Regions from separate parts of the Homo sapiens genome. Here region 2 is linked to region 1. Evidence: chromatin loops called from intact Hi-C (ENCODE). Cell type or tissue: PC-3. All regions are shown on one strand. Each heading gives the region's core, and the rest is flanking DNA. Links, peaks and the distances in the headings are about the cores only. Region 1 overlaps LOC339975 (a long non-coding RNA gene). Region 2 overlaps LOC339975 (a long non-coding RNA gene).

What was found. Peaks named below come from ENCODE experiments on the same cell type or tissue, not always from the same donor. Only the 100,000 strongest peaks of a DNase experiment are listed, where the experiment ranks them.
Region 2: it touches region 1 in a loop (4-fold over the local background); 2 of 110 quality-filtered maps call a loop at or near these places.

The regions. Positions count from the first base shown.
Region 1 is chr4:187,419,997-187,428,336 of GRCh38, forward strand. The region is part of intron 1 of LOC339975 (a long non-coding RNA gene); the gene reads right to left. Among named protein-coding and RNA genes, the nearest start is that of LINC02515, 15 kb to the left of the region's middle. In PC-3, for the core only: no CTCF peak of the experiment used is centred there; a DNase peak (open chromatin) is centred at 4,815.
Region 2 is chr4:187,473,937-187,482,276 of GRCh38, forward strand. All of the region lies in intron 1 of LOC339975 (a long non-coding RNA gene), which reads right to left. Among named protein-coding and RNA genes, the nearest start is that of LINC02515, 69 kb to the left of the region's middle. In PC-3, for the core only: no CTCF peak of the experiment used is centred there; DNase peaks (open chromatin) are centred at 5,065, 6,665 and 7,025; H3K4me3 peaks cover 2,107 bases; H3K27ac peaks cover 4,295 bases.

The DNA.
Region 1 (8,340 bases), core at 263-8,262:
CATCAGATTAGCTAGATACAGAGTTTCGACACACAGGTTTCTCCAAGGCCCCACCAGAGCAGCTAGATACAGAGTGTCGATTGGTGCATTCACAAACCTTGAGCTAAACACAGGGTGCTGATTGGTGTGTTTACAAACCTTGAGCTAGATACAGAGTGCCGATTGGTGTATTTACAATCCTTGAGCTAGACATAAAGGTTCTCCACGTCCTCACCAGAGCAGCTAGATACAGAGTGTCGATTGGTGCATTCACAAACCTTGTGCTAAACACAGGGTGCTGATTGGTGTATTTACAAACCTTGAGCTAGATACAGAGTGCCGATTGGTGTATTTACAATCCTTGAGCTAGACATTAAAAGGTTCTCCACGTCCTCACCAGAGCAGCTAGATACAGAGTGTCAATTGGTGCACTCACAAACCTTGAGCTAAACACAGGGTGCTGATTGGTGTGTTTATAAACCTTGAGCTAGATACAGAGTGCCGATTGGTGTATTTACAATCCCTGAGCTAGATATAAAGATTCTTCATTTCCCCACCAGACTCAAGAGCCCAGCTGGCTTCACCTAGTGGATCCCACACTGGGGCTGCAGGTGGAGCTGCCTGCCAGTCCTGCACCCTGTGCTCGCATTCCTCAGCCCTTGGGTGGTCAATGGGACTGGGCGCCATGGAGCAGGGGGTGGTGCTCGTCGGGGAGGCTCGGGCTGCACAGGAGCCCATGGAGTGGGTGGGAGGCTCAGGCATGGCAGGCTGCAGGTCCCGAGCCCTGCCCCGTGGGAAGGCAGCTAAGGCCCGGCAAGAAATCGAGCTGAGGCCGGGCGCGGTGGCTCACGCCTGTAATCCCAGCACTTTGGGAGGCCGAGGCGGGTGGATCATGAGGTCAGGAGATCGAGACCATCCTGGCTAACAAGGTGAAACCCCGTCTCTACTAAAAATACAAAAAATTAGCCGGGGGCGGTGGCGGGCGCCTGTAGTCCCAGCTACTCGGGAGGCTGAGGCAGGAGAATGGCGTGAACCCGGGAAGCGGAGCTTGCAGTGAGCCGAGATTCCGCCACTGCAGTCCGCAGTCCGGCCTGGGCGACAGAACGAGACTCCGTCTCAAAAAAAAAAAAAAAAAAAAAGAAATCGAGCTGAGCGCCGGTGGGCCGGCACTGCTGGGGGACTCAGTACACCCTCCGCAGCCACTGGCCCGGGTGCTAAGTCCCCCATTGCCCGGGGCCAGTAGGGCTGGCTGGCTGGCTGCTCCGAGTGCGGGGCCCGCCAAGCCCACGCCCACCCAGAACTCCAGCTGGCCCGCAAGCGCTGTGTGCAGCCCCAATTCCTGCTTGCGCCTCTCCCTCCACACCTCCCTGCAAGCTGAGGGAGCCGGCTCTGGCCTTGGCCAGCCCAGAAAGGGGCTCCCACAGTGCAGCGGCGGGCCGAAAGGCTCCTCAAGTGCCGCCAAAGGGGGAACCCAGGCAGAGGAGGCGCCGAGAGCAAGCGAGGGCTCTGAGGACTGCCAGCACGCTGTCACCTCTCACCATTGTCTTTATACCATTCCTATGAGAGAGATCAGCAGCTTTATCCTGACTTACAGGTTTGGAGTGGACTATAAATAAATTGGGAAGGTATCGTAAATTAGCTTTTTGAAACTGGAATTAGTGTCCTGTCTTAAAGTCTGCAGGAATTACAAGACTCGAGGAAGAGAATCATTGGTGGTTTGGGAAGCTCTGACAAACAATTAAGTAGAGAATGATTTAGTACACAGCTCAGTTCCTGAACATTCTCATTGCTGCCTCTGGTTACAAAAAAATCTTGCCAAGACAAAAATGTTACTTCTGTATAAATCCCTCTCATTCGAACTTAAACATAATAACTAATAATATCCAGAATGATGACTTGAATTTTATAATCAGTGTTAAGTGGATTTTAAATACAGAAAATTTCATGAACTTTCATGGCTTTAACTAAACATGTTTGAATATGGTAAGGATTTTTCTATGTGTATATTACTATGCAGTGTGGCTCTGACTCTGATTGCATTCAATATTCCATCTGATTAAACCATGTTTACTCATTTCTCCCCTCACTAGATGCCCTTCTTGAAACCTTCCCTCAATACTCCTATGAGGAGGCTTTAAATGCTCTGAATCTATTACAAAGATAAATACCAGGGAAGTCAATTTTAACAAACCTTGAAATAACCTAAATGTCTATTAGTAAGAAAGTAATTAAATTAAAAATGTTGTATACTCATGTGATGTAATATTTTGCAGCTGGAAAAAAGTAAAATAGAATACAGTTGTTTATTTGGAAAAATGTCCATATATGTTGCTAATTTCTAAGACAAAAAGGAAAGTTTCAGAATGAAGTGTATAATGGTTGCACTTATGTTAAAACTCTATACACCCATAGCTTCAGAAACATGAAGGTAAATAGATTAATATCTATAGCTGTAGATAGGTTAAAATAAAGAAAGGTGGATGGATAGATGGGTAGAAAGACAGAAAGGAAGTAGACATGAAGATATTCATGAGAATTTTTGAAAAAGAATCAAACGATTCTGATAACAAATGTTAATTTCTGGGGAGTTCAAATGAAATGTGAGAAAAGAGACTTTCACTTTCTTCTAAATACTTTTACAGAGTGTTTGAATTTTTTGTAAATGCGTATTACACTTAAAATTTTTAATTATTAATTTTTGTAGGTATGTGACTGAGTATCCCATTTTTCTAAGAGATAGCTTATTATTTTTCTCTCTCTTCTTTTTCCTCTCCTCCTTTTCCTCACTTCTTACTTAGCTCTTTAGAAATGCAATTATAGCCTCTTATCTCCCATTTACCAGGCACTCCTTACAGGGCAAGTTCATCTCCAGAGCAGAACCCTCACCCATCAGGAGGTTGCCTTGGGAGATAACAGTTGATTGACAACCCAGCATATGCCTGCTAGAGTTTTTGGCTGCATTTACAGCCTGTTTCTGCCCATGAAGAAGCCAACTCGAATGCCCGGTAGATAAGGCACCAAAGTAAGTACGCAGCCCTCTTACCTGCTCCCTTCCATCTCCCATAGGTCCCCCCTTTAAAAGGGCCCACTCTGTGCTCCAAAAGGGAAGCAGTACCCTTATGGTAGGAACCTGTGCTTCTTCCCCAAAGGTAGCTTTGGAAAAAAAAAAAAAAAGTCATTTTCTTTATACCAGACCTCACTCTTTTTAACTGGACTCTGCAAGTGGCAAGGGACTAAACCTGCATTTTGGTTCCAACTACAGAGTAGGTATATACACTTATGGGGTAGGTGAGATATTCTGATACAGGCATACAGTGTGTAATCATCACAAAACAGGGTATCCATCACCTCAACTATTTAACTTTCGTGTTACAGACAATCCAATTATACTCTTTTAGTTATTTTTAAATGTACAATTAAATTATTATTGACTATAGTCACCCTGTTGTGATATCAAACACTAGATCTAATTTATTCTATCTTTGTACCCAGTAATACACTTAAATTTTTACCATTACATCTTTTCAGAGTACCTAGCATTTGCTTTGTATCCCAAATATTCTGCCTGTCTCATTGCTAGACATTTGCATTGACTCAGTCGCTTATTCCCCAACTAGACATCTTAGCTATTTCTACTCACTGCCTGTTGTCTGAAATAGCTTCCTACCTCGATTTTGCCTTTCTTTGCATTTTCAAACTCTAAAGTTTACTTCTCCTAGGAAATAAACTGGTTATATAAATGTGGGTAATCATTCATTCCCATCTACTGAGCATAACTTCAGACATTTTCCCTCTTAGTCCAAAGAGCAATTAACTTTATTTTTAAATTAAATATAGGTTGGTGCAAAAATAATTGCATTTTTTGCCATTGAAAGTAAATGGCAAAAACCGCAATCACTTTTGCACCAATCTAATATTTAAATTACATGCTTCCAACATGAGGCACACAACCTTCAATAAAGATATTTTCTCTAACAACCATGAATACATGTTAAAGATTCAACAATGGGAAGAAATGTCTTGGAAGAATCATGTTATAGGAAAGAATAGAACTAATTAGGAATGTAAATATAATTTAGAATACGGTCTCTCAAGAGAATTGATCCTGGACTTAGCCAATTATTAGCATAGTGTCCCGGCTGCTTCAGGACTATTATTCAACTTCCAAACTCTTACCCTTTGAATTAAATTGGTATTTTACTAGTTTGCAGAGGACTGGCAGATTCCTTGAAACTTGCGCCCCATCCCACTAGAAATTTCGTCTTCAGGAACCACTTCATTGCAGGCATGCCGCAGCCGCCCCCGATCCCTTCCCACCGCCCCACTAGGCTTATGACTTTAATAGAGTTGTCTGCTTCTGGGTTATCTGCCTCACACTGTGATGGCCTCACTTCCATTCCATTTGCTTAGCTTCTAGCACTGTCGCGCATAGAGGTGGGCACTTAATAAATGCTGCCAACCATGTCAAGGTAATGAGAGCAGTTAAATGAGCAGCTGAACTCCATTTATTCAGAAGTGCTTGTTGCATGTTTACTGTGTACATTGTGTTATATGTTAATGGGAGGCTGTAAAATGATTCCATTTATTCATCATTGCAATGAGGCCATTGAACTGGATGATCTCTACAGTAATTGCACATCTAGTACTCTGTGATTCTAAACGTAAATTTCCACATGAGAGAACAAAGTTTCTTTCCTTGATTTAAACTTATGTATGCAGAAATACAATATTTGTATGTAAAAATACTAGAAAATATGAGCAAATATTTAAGTAGTATGAAAAGTGCTAAAGGAATCTAAAGAATTTGAGAGAGATGGGTGGAGAATGCTTTTTGGACAAGGTAGGTCTTTAGCAGAGTCTTTAAGAATGTGATGAATGGGACTTAATAGAGTAAATTTGAATTAATTCCAAGTAGTGAGTGATTGGAGGAGAAATCCAATGTTCATTCTTGTCCCTTCCACACCCAGAAATGAAACCATGACCCCTTTACTTAGAGGTAGGATGATTTGCATTTACAATCAGTGATAGGCAATGCAACAATTGACAAAATATAAAGGTAGAGTTACCATTTAGTGAACCCTAAGAAATGCAGTAGTGCATCTGGCACAAGCGGGAAGGCTGGAATTTCAGAATGGAAAGAACTGGGGCCGGGAGCAGTGGCTCACATCTGTAATCCCAGCACTTTGGGAGGCCGAGGCGGGCAGATCACGAGGTCAGGAGATCAAGACCATCCTAGCTAACATGGTGAAACCCCATCTCTAATAATAATACAAAAAAATTAGCCAAGCGTTGTGGCGCACACCTGTAGTTGCAGCTACTCAGGAGGCGGAGACAGGAGAGTCGCTTGAACCCAGGAGGCAGTGCTTGCAGTGAGCTGAGATCGCACCACTGCACTCCAGCCTGAGTGCAGAGCGAGATAGAGCGAGACTCCATCTCCCAGAAAAAAAAAAAACAACCTGGAGAGGAAAAGGCAGTGGTGTGAAGACGAAAAGAGAGGAGCTCTGTGTGAAAGCTATAGACGTCCAGGGAAGACCTGAACACCTCCACTTTACAGCTCTATGCTTTTGCACAACGCTGGTAGAAAAGAGATCTAGAAAGAGGCATGTTAATTTCTCCACTCTCCAACTCAACTCTGCACAACTGAGATTTACAAAAGATAACTCGAGTTAAAGGCTGCTTAAAATCTAGGTCTCTTATGTGTCTGCTTGGTAAGAAGCTGGACATGGATGGAGGAAATGGTAGCCAGGGACTTCACTGGTTCAGGATAGCAAATCAAGATTATTTCCTAGTCAAAAAGACAAGAGTGAAGAAAGCAATCCAACTTCCCCCCAAGAGCATCCTAGCAGTCCTACATGAGACTAACTCCAGGAACACAAATCCAGTGAAGCAGTCACGATCATTTAAAAAATTTTAAAAATCCGTAACATCTTTCAAGAAAACACTAAATTTGTTGACCCATTTTCAAGACTCTTTCTTTAATGATTGCTCATAAAATTTTAGAAGCTGACACAAACTAATAGAAATATGCACAACTCAGTATACCCTATTCCTTACTACCACTAACTGAAAACCTGAATGAGCTACACTCTCTTTTTTATACTGGATTAAATAGACATTGTTATTTTCTCTGACTCTCCAGAGGCAAAACTGAACATAAGCTACAAAAATTTACATTTTCAACAGAATGCAGTTTTCTTTTGTATAAAACCTTCTAGATATTTATTCTCTAGCTTCATTTGTTCACCTGCTTGCTTGGAAAAAAATGATTTATAAGAAGTCTCTCTGGCCAGGTTGCCCAATGTAGTTAGCAAACTAGCAAGATGAAACAGCTGAGACTATCTGTTAGCTTCCTAATTTTCCAAAGATCACCTTACAAACCAATTAAAGTTTATGATGAATTATGAGCAGGACTATCATGTGTCTAGCATTAGAGGTCATAATTTAAGCCCCCAAAAATCTATGATATTAGACAAATTATGAATTCTGAGATTTGTTAGCATCATACTCTGAAAGGAACTGCAGATTCTCTAGTTCAAATCCTTTTATTAATATTACAGATGTGGAAACAGTTGGATTGCTCTGAGTGAAAATCCCCCCCTTAATTGTGACCTTAAAATTATACTTGATGTATCCATCCTGCCAAATGAGTAAGAGCTATTATGACAAAAAAATATAACAGAAAAGCAGAATATTTCTTCTAAATAGCCACAATGGGTAAAACATTTCCATGTCTACTAATCTAGCTGACATGTGACACTGTTCTGGGCCAAGTGAAGGCTTTGCTGATGTATTTTTTGTCTCTGTACTTCTCATAGAAACTCATACAGAGATCATGATTGAAAAAGTTTCTTTCAGCTGTGTAATTTAATCAACCTGACCTCCTAAGCCTCTCAAGACTTTAAGAACAGGCTGGCCGGGTGCGGTGGCTCACACTTGTGGTCCTAGCACTTTGGGAGGCCGAGGTAGTAGATTATGAGGTCAGGAGTTCAAGACCAGCCTGGCCAACACGGTGAAACCCTGTCTCTACTAAAAATACAAAAAAAAATTTAGCTAGGCGTGGTGGTAGGCACCTGTAATCTCAGCTACTCAGGAGGCTGAGGCAGGTAATTGCTTGAACCTGTGAGGCAGAGGTTGCAGTGAGCCGAGATCGTGCCACTGCACTCCAGCCTGTGCAACAGAGACTCCATCGCAAAAAAAAAAACAAAGAACAGGTTGATGTAATTCCTTCCTAGACAAGATTTCAGTTGAAGAACTACTTGATACGGTTCATTTGGAGCTGTTCTTTGTCCCTTAATTGTAACAGACTTAGATGGAGTTGGCTTGGCAGGTTATAAAACTACTACAGGGACAGAGTACTGTGGTGGTTTTTGTTGAATAAAACCTGAGAATCTACTTCCTAAGATTCTACTGTAGAGATGTATATCTGTGTACGTGTGTGTGTATATATGTATGTGTAAAATTATAAATAATTTGTGTGTGTGTGTATGTATACACATATATATATATGTATACATACACACACACATTCAGAGACACTTGTCTTTATTCTATCACTACATGAAAAAACATTTTTAAAGCTTTCCTGCCGGGCATGGCGGCTCACGCCTGTAATCCCAGCACTTTTGGGGGCCAAAGCAGGTGGATCACGAGGTCAAGAGATCGAGACCAACCTGGCCAATATGGTGAAACCCTGTCTCTAATAAAAATACAAAAATTAGCCTGGCATGGTGGCGGGCACCTGTAGTCCCAGCTACTCAGGAGGCTGAGGCAGGAGAATCACTTGAACTTGGGAGGCGAATGTTGCAGTGAGCCAAGATTGCGCCACTGCACTCCAGCCTGATGACAGAGTAAGACTCCATCTCCAAAAAAAAAAAAAAAAAAAAAAAAGGCTTCCCATGATTAAATAACAACTTTGAATTGTCAAAGCAAAATACTATTTTGTCTTATAAATTTATTCTTCTATCTTAAATTTTAGGTCTAAATGACTGATCCTCAAACCACCTACTTTCACAAATGCTTTTAAATATGTTCACGTTTCCACTCACATATATCATGATTATGTAATATATTTTAATTGAAGTCCTCATTCCTTCTTTTAATCATTCATCCAACAAAAGGTAGAGGACCACTCTGTGCTGGGCACAGGCTTGGGCTCTGAGGGTTCATCAGAGGCACAGAGCACACATTTCACTCCGCGATAAGTATCCTAACACACCGTAAATGAGTAAATAGAAATGAGTAAACGATATATACTATCAGAAGGTGATAAGTACTATGGAGAAACATATAGTATAGTAAGTGGGAAGGGGGACAGAAAATCTGGGGAGGTTGCAGTATTAAATAGGGTGGCCAGCTGAAGAT
Region 2 (8,340 bases), core at 129-8,128, 54 kb after region 1:
ACACTGTGAAAAAAAGTGAGAGTTAGCAAAAACACTCCCTCCATCCACAGTGTGGTGGGCTCTCTATCCACTTTGACCCACATTTGGTGGTGGAAGTGGCTCTGTGCTGGTTTTTGGTCCCAGGACTGCAGGCCTGGCTGTTCCCTGTCCCTGAGCCATGCTGTTGGAAGTCTGGGTGTTTGAATGGAGAGTCCATGGGAAGGTCCTGAGACAGAAGCAGGGGAAGAGGGACCCAGGCCTGCAAGGCCCCAGCCATCCCTGCCAAGGTGCTGGGCCCTCCAGATACCCCAGCCACGAGCTGGAGACCCCTACAGTCATTACATGGAGCAGAAGATCACCCAGGCATGCCCTGCCCTAGAGTCTGACCGACAGATCACAAACAAAATAAAGTGGTTATTGGTTGAAGCCATTAAATGTGGTGTGGTTTGCTAGTCAGCAGCAGATAACTGGAAGCTTGGTGGTTGTCTCCACAAAAACAAAACAAAAACCCAAACTACATTATTTCAGGCACGACCGCAGTGGCCCTGTCAGTTCTTCACTGCACCCTGGCTGTCGGCTGTCTCCGTCTCTCATTTCCTACGGCCCTGTTCTTCCGGACCTTTCCCACTCAATTCAAACCCAAACCACATCCTTCGCTTTTCTTACAATCATCACAAGACCTCGTCTTGCATTAAAAACAAGTATCAAAAATATCCTAAATGAATGGTGAATACAAGTTTGAGAGCCTCAAATCTTTCACTATAATCTCCTCCTCTTTTTTCTCTTTCTTCTCTTAGAAGAAAAGCTGACACTAATTTTCAAGGCTAATCCTCCCACTTCACTTGTAATATCAATCCCTTTGTTCTCTTCTACTTACCCCTGGTAATTATTTTCAACCCGTTCCTCCATCCTCCTACCTTACCTATGCCAACAAGAGACCTGTTCTCAGTTCTCATCCAACTTCACAGTGGCAACATTCTTTTTGAAATACTTTCTTCCCTGGCTTTCTAAAACACTGACTTTTAAACCATCCTTCACAATGCTGCAATAATGGTCTTCCTAAAACAAGCATTATACTATGAAGTTTTCTCCCTCAGAAACTGTCAATGGCTCCCTGTAGCTTTCTAAGTAAAGACCACGGTCCTTTCACCGTAGTCTTAGCTCTCCATAAATAATCTCACACAGCTCTTTCTATTTTGCAGGCCTTTATTCAGTTGCATGTTTCAGACAACTCTGCTTTCCTTCAAGTTACATCTTCATTCTGAAAACCTTTTCCTCTCCTCCTGAATCCAACCCATTCTTCAAGGCTCTGCTGAGGTCCACTTCTCCAACTCAGGCTTCAACCAACACATTATACACTCACCCTTCTTCCAATGGCATTGAACACCTGCCCCTGCATTCCTGTTTAGCATTCCTTTTCTGTGCTTTGTTAAATATTCTCTATCATCTTCTCTTTTTTTTTTTTTCATTTAGTAATCTGCTTAACATTTTTAAGGCATATGGGATAAGAGACACTGGGACCCATGCTAAGAAAACAGAGGCAATAGACTCTGTCCATCCTCAAGAGGCACACACTCTAACATAAAGACAGTCACTTGCAATAGGTTTCTTTTAAACCCTCATAGAAGTAACAGTTCAGTGGGAGTTTTGAAGAATAAGTGCTCAAGACTATGTAGGAAACTCAGAGACGGCTTCTAGAAGGAGGCTATAGTTGAGTCTTTAAAAAACACATAGAAGGCCGGGCCCGGTGGCTCATGCCTGTAATCCCAGCACTTTGGGAGGCCGAGGTGGGCGGATCACGAGGTCAGGAGATCAAGACCATCCCGGCCAACATAATGAAACCCCGTCTCTACTAAATATACAAAAATTAGCCAGGCGTGGTGGCAGGCGCCTGTAATCCCAGCTACTCAGTAGGCTGAGGCAGGAGAATTGCTTGAACCCAGGAGGTGGAAGTTGCAGTGAGCCAAGATCGCACCATTGCACTACAGCCTGGGTGACAGAGCGAGACTCCATCAAAAAAAAAACAAAAAAAAACCACATAGGTAGTCAAGATAAATGAGGAGGGCATTCTAGATGAAAGGGGTAACAGAGATGAAAAACACTGTGAAATGCTGCAGAAAGTTTGGGCAGCCTGCTGGTGTGGGAGTGCTGGATGCCAGGCAGGAGAAAGGGGAGGTGAAGTGGGGAGGCAGCAGGACCAGATGGACTATAGATGATCTCACTTGCCAGGACAAAGAGCTTGACTTGTCACAGGGGAAATTGAGGGTGCAGGGAGGACTTTCAGAGGTATAGATGGGCTATGACATGATTGGATAAGAGATCATTCTGGCAACTCTGGTTTCTACGTCTGCCTTCCCCCCATCTCCCTGCCACCACCACACACACAAATTAGGGCTTTTAAGTGAGAAGGAACTGTTAATTTTACATTTGTTCCTCTCCTAGAAGTTCATGCAACCTCCCACATACAATAGGTACTTAATAATGTTTTTATTTTATGAATAAAGAGGTTGAAAGTTACTATGTTTAAGTGGTCTCTTCACTAAATGTGTTATTATCATTATTAATCTTGCAGCAAAGGGAGGAGAATAGTATTTGGAGAAAGGTGCCTATGACTACATGTTCTCCCACTGACCTTGCATGGGAGAAACTGGGTGCTCTGGCACAATTCTGCTCATTGATCCAGGCTGTGGGGTCCTGAGGCAAGACTGTGGCCCATTACACAGCCTTTGAGATGGCAATGCCCTTTAGGAGGCAGGATTTCTGCACACCTTTTCCTATGCCTTCTGCTTTTACACAAGGAGAAACTGATGAGTTTGCAGTGGTAACCACCCTGTTCCTAAGTGTGATGCCTCCAAACTGGTCTGAGACGTGAGGGTGAAGTCCTGTAAAGTCCTTTGTTGCTGTTTTTTATTCTCTTATCTATATGTAAGTTCAACATCTCTTGTTATAAACGCTTCAAGTGCATTAACCCTGACTAGGACTCTTGTTGGAGAGTAACCTATATCTCTTCTTTGTCATAACTAAGATCAGAACCTGAGATGCCTTTTGGGAGGAATCCTAAGACTTCCTAAATCAGATACTTTTAAGTCTGCTGAAAGAGATGAAAGAGGCACAGGAACTGCCCTGAGAGCCGACTCATCCTTCACAGAACCGTTGATAGGAAAGAGACCTCCAAGGTCAAAGCTGCAGAAAGTGTGTTAGGAATTGCACCTTCGAGTGGTCTTTGCTGAGTGTTGAATTTTTCCTACTTTCTTCTCACCCATTTTATCTCTGTGTGTAAGTGCTGCTGAAAGGCAAAACATGATGCTTGAACAGGGAAGGGGAGTTTCCCAAATAGGAGGCATATGGCCTAAATTCAGGTGCAGACCGTGTACATTTCAGCCAAGTGTATGACAGTGGGATCAATAACCATGGCATGCACTAGAGGTGCAAGACCCAGAGGATCTCAAATTGTTCCCCAAAGCTCAGCTCTCCAAAGTCGTGGCTTACAATAGGCGACTTTGTGTGGGTGAAACTGTAAGAGCATCTCTGCACAAGGCCTTTGTGGCTGCACTTTTCTGCTTGCTGTTCCTTCCCAGTATGTATCTGCTTTACGGGCAATCCCCTTACTTCCTCCTGTTAACTCCTGGGCAAAAATTACTTCTGCGAGAGTTTTAGAATTCAGATAGGGTCTGAAGAGCAAGCTCTGTCGTTTATCTTACCTAACAAAATTGTCAGCAAGAGAGAAGTGCAACCTTTTCTTGATACAGCTCTCTCATTTGGATTGTAAAATCTTATGTTGAGGGAGTGATGAATGGGGGAGAAAGAAACATAACTTCTTTCAGATGTAAAGAATGCTGACTGCTTCAAAAACATTGCTTTACCTGATTTTCTTGGCAAATGCGATTTGAAAGCAAAGCAAGGAGTAGAAAATATGCAGGTGTCACTTTGGTAGTCACTTTTGTAGGCAGAGCCATCGTGATTATGTGGTGATACCAAGTACAGGACTCTGATCAGCTGCAGGTAGCACGAAAGCCTCACCTGGATATAAAATTCCCCAGCAAGGGTGGTGAGTGTCCCGGGGACATTTCATAAAAGGAAGATACATGTGTTTCTTTGCTTATTGCTTGTTAGTAAGTGTTGCAAGGTGAGAGGAGTTAGACTCTGGCCCTTTTGAGCTGTGGGCCACTGGTAAATGGCTGATGCCCTCTGAGCTCCCTTTTGTCTAAATAAGATATACAATAAAATCTATGCTCAATGGGAAAAGGTATGCTAAGCCACCACTCCATTACTCGGTATCTGGTAATGGGAAGCTATGATTACTATTTCATAAGCTCTTTTCTTCACATGCTAAATAACACCAGCACACACTGAAAGTACACAGACCGCTCTTTTATTTAGAGAAGCTCAAAATTCTTTGTATAATTAATCGTATCTTTCTAGGAACGATCAAATAAACATGACATTCTCGGTTGTTTCCATAGTCATTTTTTTAAATCTTCTACCAGCTAAGTACGTCAATAATTTACCGTCATTTTACTTCAGATTCATTCATTTATTCAACAAATATTTATTGAGCACGTGCCAATGGAGCACGTGCTAGTGCCAGGCCCTGTTCACAGTCAGGAAACCCAAGCCCATGCTTTTGCGGAGCTTATGTTCTGCTGCATGTGGACATGGGGATGGAGGGAGTCTAACAGTCTACGAGTAGGAAATACGTAGTAAGTCTCACAGCGGTAAGAGCCATGGGAAACAGGGCAGGGCAAGGATAGAGCAAGCACAGAGGCAGGGCTGGGACTGTTTATACAGGGTGGTCAGGAAAGGCCTCTCCAGCAAGGTGCTAAATGCAATTCAAGCAGAGACGACGTAAAGGAAGCTTAATTATTTTAAGAACATTATAAGCTACCTTGCAGGGCTGGAGATAAGGGAACGTTTCAACTTGCAATCTGGCGTCTGGTGTCAAAAGCTGGCCTGAAAACATCAGCCATTTCTGTGCTTTTCTCTGTTTCTCAGGCCCCGGCTTCACTGTGTGCCAACAGCCAACAGCACACAGCCCTTCGGGGCTGAAACTCTGCACTGTCTGTGAGTCATGGTGGATAGAATTCCAAGGGTCTATATTTGTCTTGGGTAAAATAAACTGTCTTTTCTAAATATATGCCTTACCACTTCCCATTAGCCAAATTCCCCAACACATATTTCTGCTGGGAAAGCTGAACGCAAACTATTTTGCTCATGTACAGTGCAGCCAGCTTCCCTGTGGCTCTCAGAGGAGACACAAAGCTAAGAATCGAAAACGAACATATCTGATGACAGAACAAAGGTTTAAAAGACCTTGCTATGCTGGAATTATAACAAAATCAACATCATGAAATTAGGAAAGATATGGAGAGGGTGCAGCATTTAGATTTTCGAATGGCACAGGTCTGGAATGAATCCTTAATGAATATCAAGTTGTCTGAAATAAGCAGAGATCTTCCATTGTGTAAAAACCTAATATGTCAGTTACTTGGTGATCATATCTTGCTCTACCTCAATTACAGTGCTGAGACAATATCACAATTTATTGAGAGAGTATTTTTATTTTGTTAGGTTGTAGGCTTCTTGAAGTAAAGACTGTCTTACCTTTGTATCCAAGAACAATTCCTAGCTAAGAATATTTCGATCCATTTATTCATTGAATATAGTAAAAACATCTTATTTTGATAAAGAAGTATATTATACACATAAGATGAGACATGTCTGCAATGCTTAGGTACACTTGCAGTATTGTGTCCACATTTGGTTACATATTGAAGTGTGTGCTTTGGAATATGGCCAGAGAGAGCTGAAGGCTTTAAACGAATATCACATAAGAAATTATTGCATGAAATGAAGTGTTTCTAATCTAATGGAAAAGAAGCTTTTGGCAGAAATGATAGCTGTCTTCAAATACATGAAAAGTTTTCACACGGAAAAACAAGTTGATGTGTTCTGCGTAGCTCTGGAAAAACGACCAGGGCCAACGGATTGAAGGCAGATTTCATCTCAGCCTGAATAATCCAAAATTAAATGAGCTGCCTCCAGAATAAGGAGATGCTTCCCTCTCCAGTGATGAGACTCCCATTTCTGGAAGTGTTCAGGTAGAATCTGGACTGGCATCTCTCCGGAAGTCCTGCCTTAGGTGGGATGCTAGAATTAAGGGGCCCTAATGCTCTCCCTAACTGTGATGAGCTAATTATAACATTACTCAGGTAAGCAATTCCTTCAGAAACAATTACATCTTACAGAGAAGAGTTATCACTTTTCAGGCCATTATTTTTAGATTTTTTTCCTTGCAAACTTCGTTTATTTTTGACCTAACCATACCATTCCACTGAGCAATATTCATGCTTGGGGTTTTGATGCTGATTTTAGACAATGTGGTTGTAAACTGCATGCATTTCTAGGTGGTACTAGAGGCTAGTATGTCACCCTGCTCAAAATTTCCCAAGACACTTGGTGTCACATTGCTATCCTCAGCATGCCAAGAGACGGGTTCTGTGAATTCATGCACTGTCTAAAGCTTCTTTGTCACAGATTATAACCTCTAATAAGAGAATAGTGTCTTTTTGGCACTTGTGAGTACCTTGTTGCTCAAGAGTAGATTACCCATTCATTTGTTCAACAAATGATTCACTTAATAACATTTATTGAGCTCAAGTGCATGTGTTCTAAGGATACAATGCCAAGATGTCCCTGCCTCCAGCAATTTCCAGCTTAGTAGGGAAAACAGACCTAAGTCCAGACCTTTAGGACACACTGTAACATCCGCTGTAACAGTGTTTACACAAGACCGAACACTAGCAAAAAGAACAGAGCTGCAGATTCTGGGTAGATTCAAAACAATGCCATGGAGGAAACCTTGAAATGAGTCTCAAAAGATAAGTCAGGTATTTTTTCGTGTACACAAGGTCATTTCAGCAAAGAGAGAAAGTGATATTGTCATGGAGAAGTATTAGCATAGAATTTGCATTGGCTGTTCAGGCAACACTAAGTAGCCTCATGGGTCAGTTGTGAAGCTTGGGTGGTAATCTGCGGAAATATTGTCGAGAAGGAAGCAGGGAATGAATCATACAGTGGATAGACTGAAAGTAACAATACGAGGCAGGAAAACTACTCTGCAGATTATTTCAACTGTCCACATGAGGTAATGACCTAATGCATCGGAAGTGGGTTTTAAAAGGAGCAGAGAGAGTAAAGGATATATGTTTAAAAGGTAAAATTGGGAGGCCAAGGTGGGTGGATCACGAGGTCAGGAAATCGAGACCATCCTGGCTAAGACCATCCTGGCTAACACGGTGAAACCTCGTCTCTACTAAAAATACAAAAAATTAGCCGGGCGTCGTGGTCGGCGCCTGTAGTCTCAGCTACTCGGGAGGCTGAGGCAGGAGAATGGCGTGAACCCGGGAGGCAGAGCTTGCAGAGAGCCGAGATCGCGCCACCGCACTCCAGCCTGGGCGACAGAGCGAGACTCCGTCTCAAAAAATACATAAAAAAAAATTTTTTTAATTAAAAAATTGAAAGGTAAAATTCACAGGACGCATTGAGAAACTACCAGGTGCTATACTAGCATTGAACAAGTAAAGGTGAATATGCACAACACTTCCTCAAGCAATGAAGATGTTCTTGGTGGAGACAACAAGGCTTCGGCACCAGAGAGTGCTCCGTTCAAATCTCTGCTTTTCCATTTGGAAAATCTTTGTTTCAGTTTCCTTAATCTGCTGCATTGAGACTCTTTCCTCACTTTCTCTGTCTGGAAAATCACATGCCCCTGTCATGGTTACGTCTTCAGTGGACCCTTTCCTCCAAAAGCCTCTTCCCTCAAAAGAAAAGTCCTGCCTATTAAGGCAAATTAATATGGAGGCTAGGCCTGAACAACCCTTGAGCAGACATAGCCAGTGAGGCCTCATCAGTGACCCTAACCCTGCTTGATCGGCAAACAGAAGTGAAAGTTAACTTGAGCTATTTCTTGTAAACGCCTATATTAAATAAAAACGGAATTCAAGCCCAATCAATATGAAGCAGCCAACTAACTTATAATTATAGAAGCAGGGACTTTCCAATAAAATAGACCACATAAGGAAAACTGTATAACTGCAAACAATCAATTTTTTTTCCTTTATTCTGTGCTCATCCTAACCCAGTTGTGGTTTGGAGCTTCCTGATTCATTAATTGCTGTTTGCTCAAATAAATTCTCCAAAATGTTCTTGTGTGCTGTTTACTTTTTTTTTTTTCTTTTCTTTTTTTTTTTTTTTTTTTTTTTTTTTGAGACGGAGTTTCACTCTTGTTGCCCAGGCTGGAGTGCAGTGGTGAAGTCACGGCTCATTGCAACCTCCACTTCCTGAGTTCAAGCGATTCTCCTG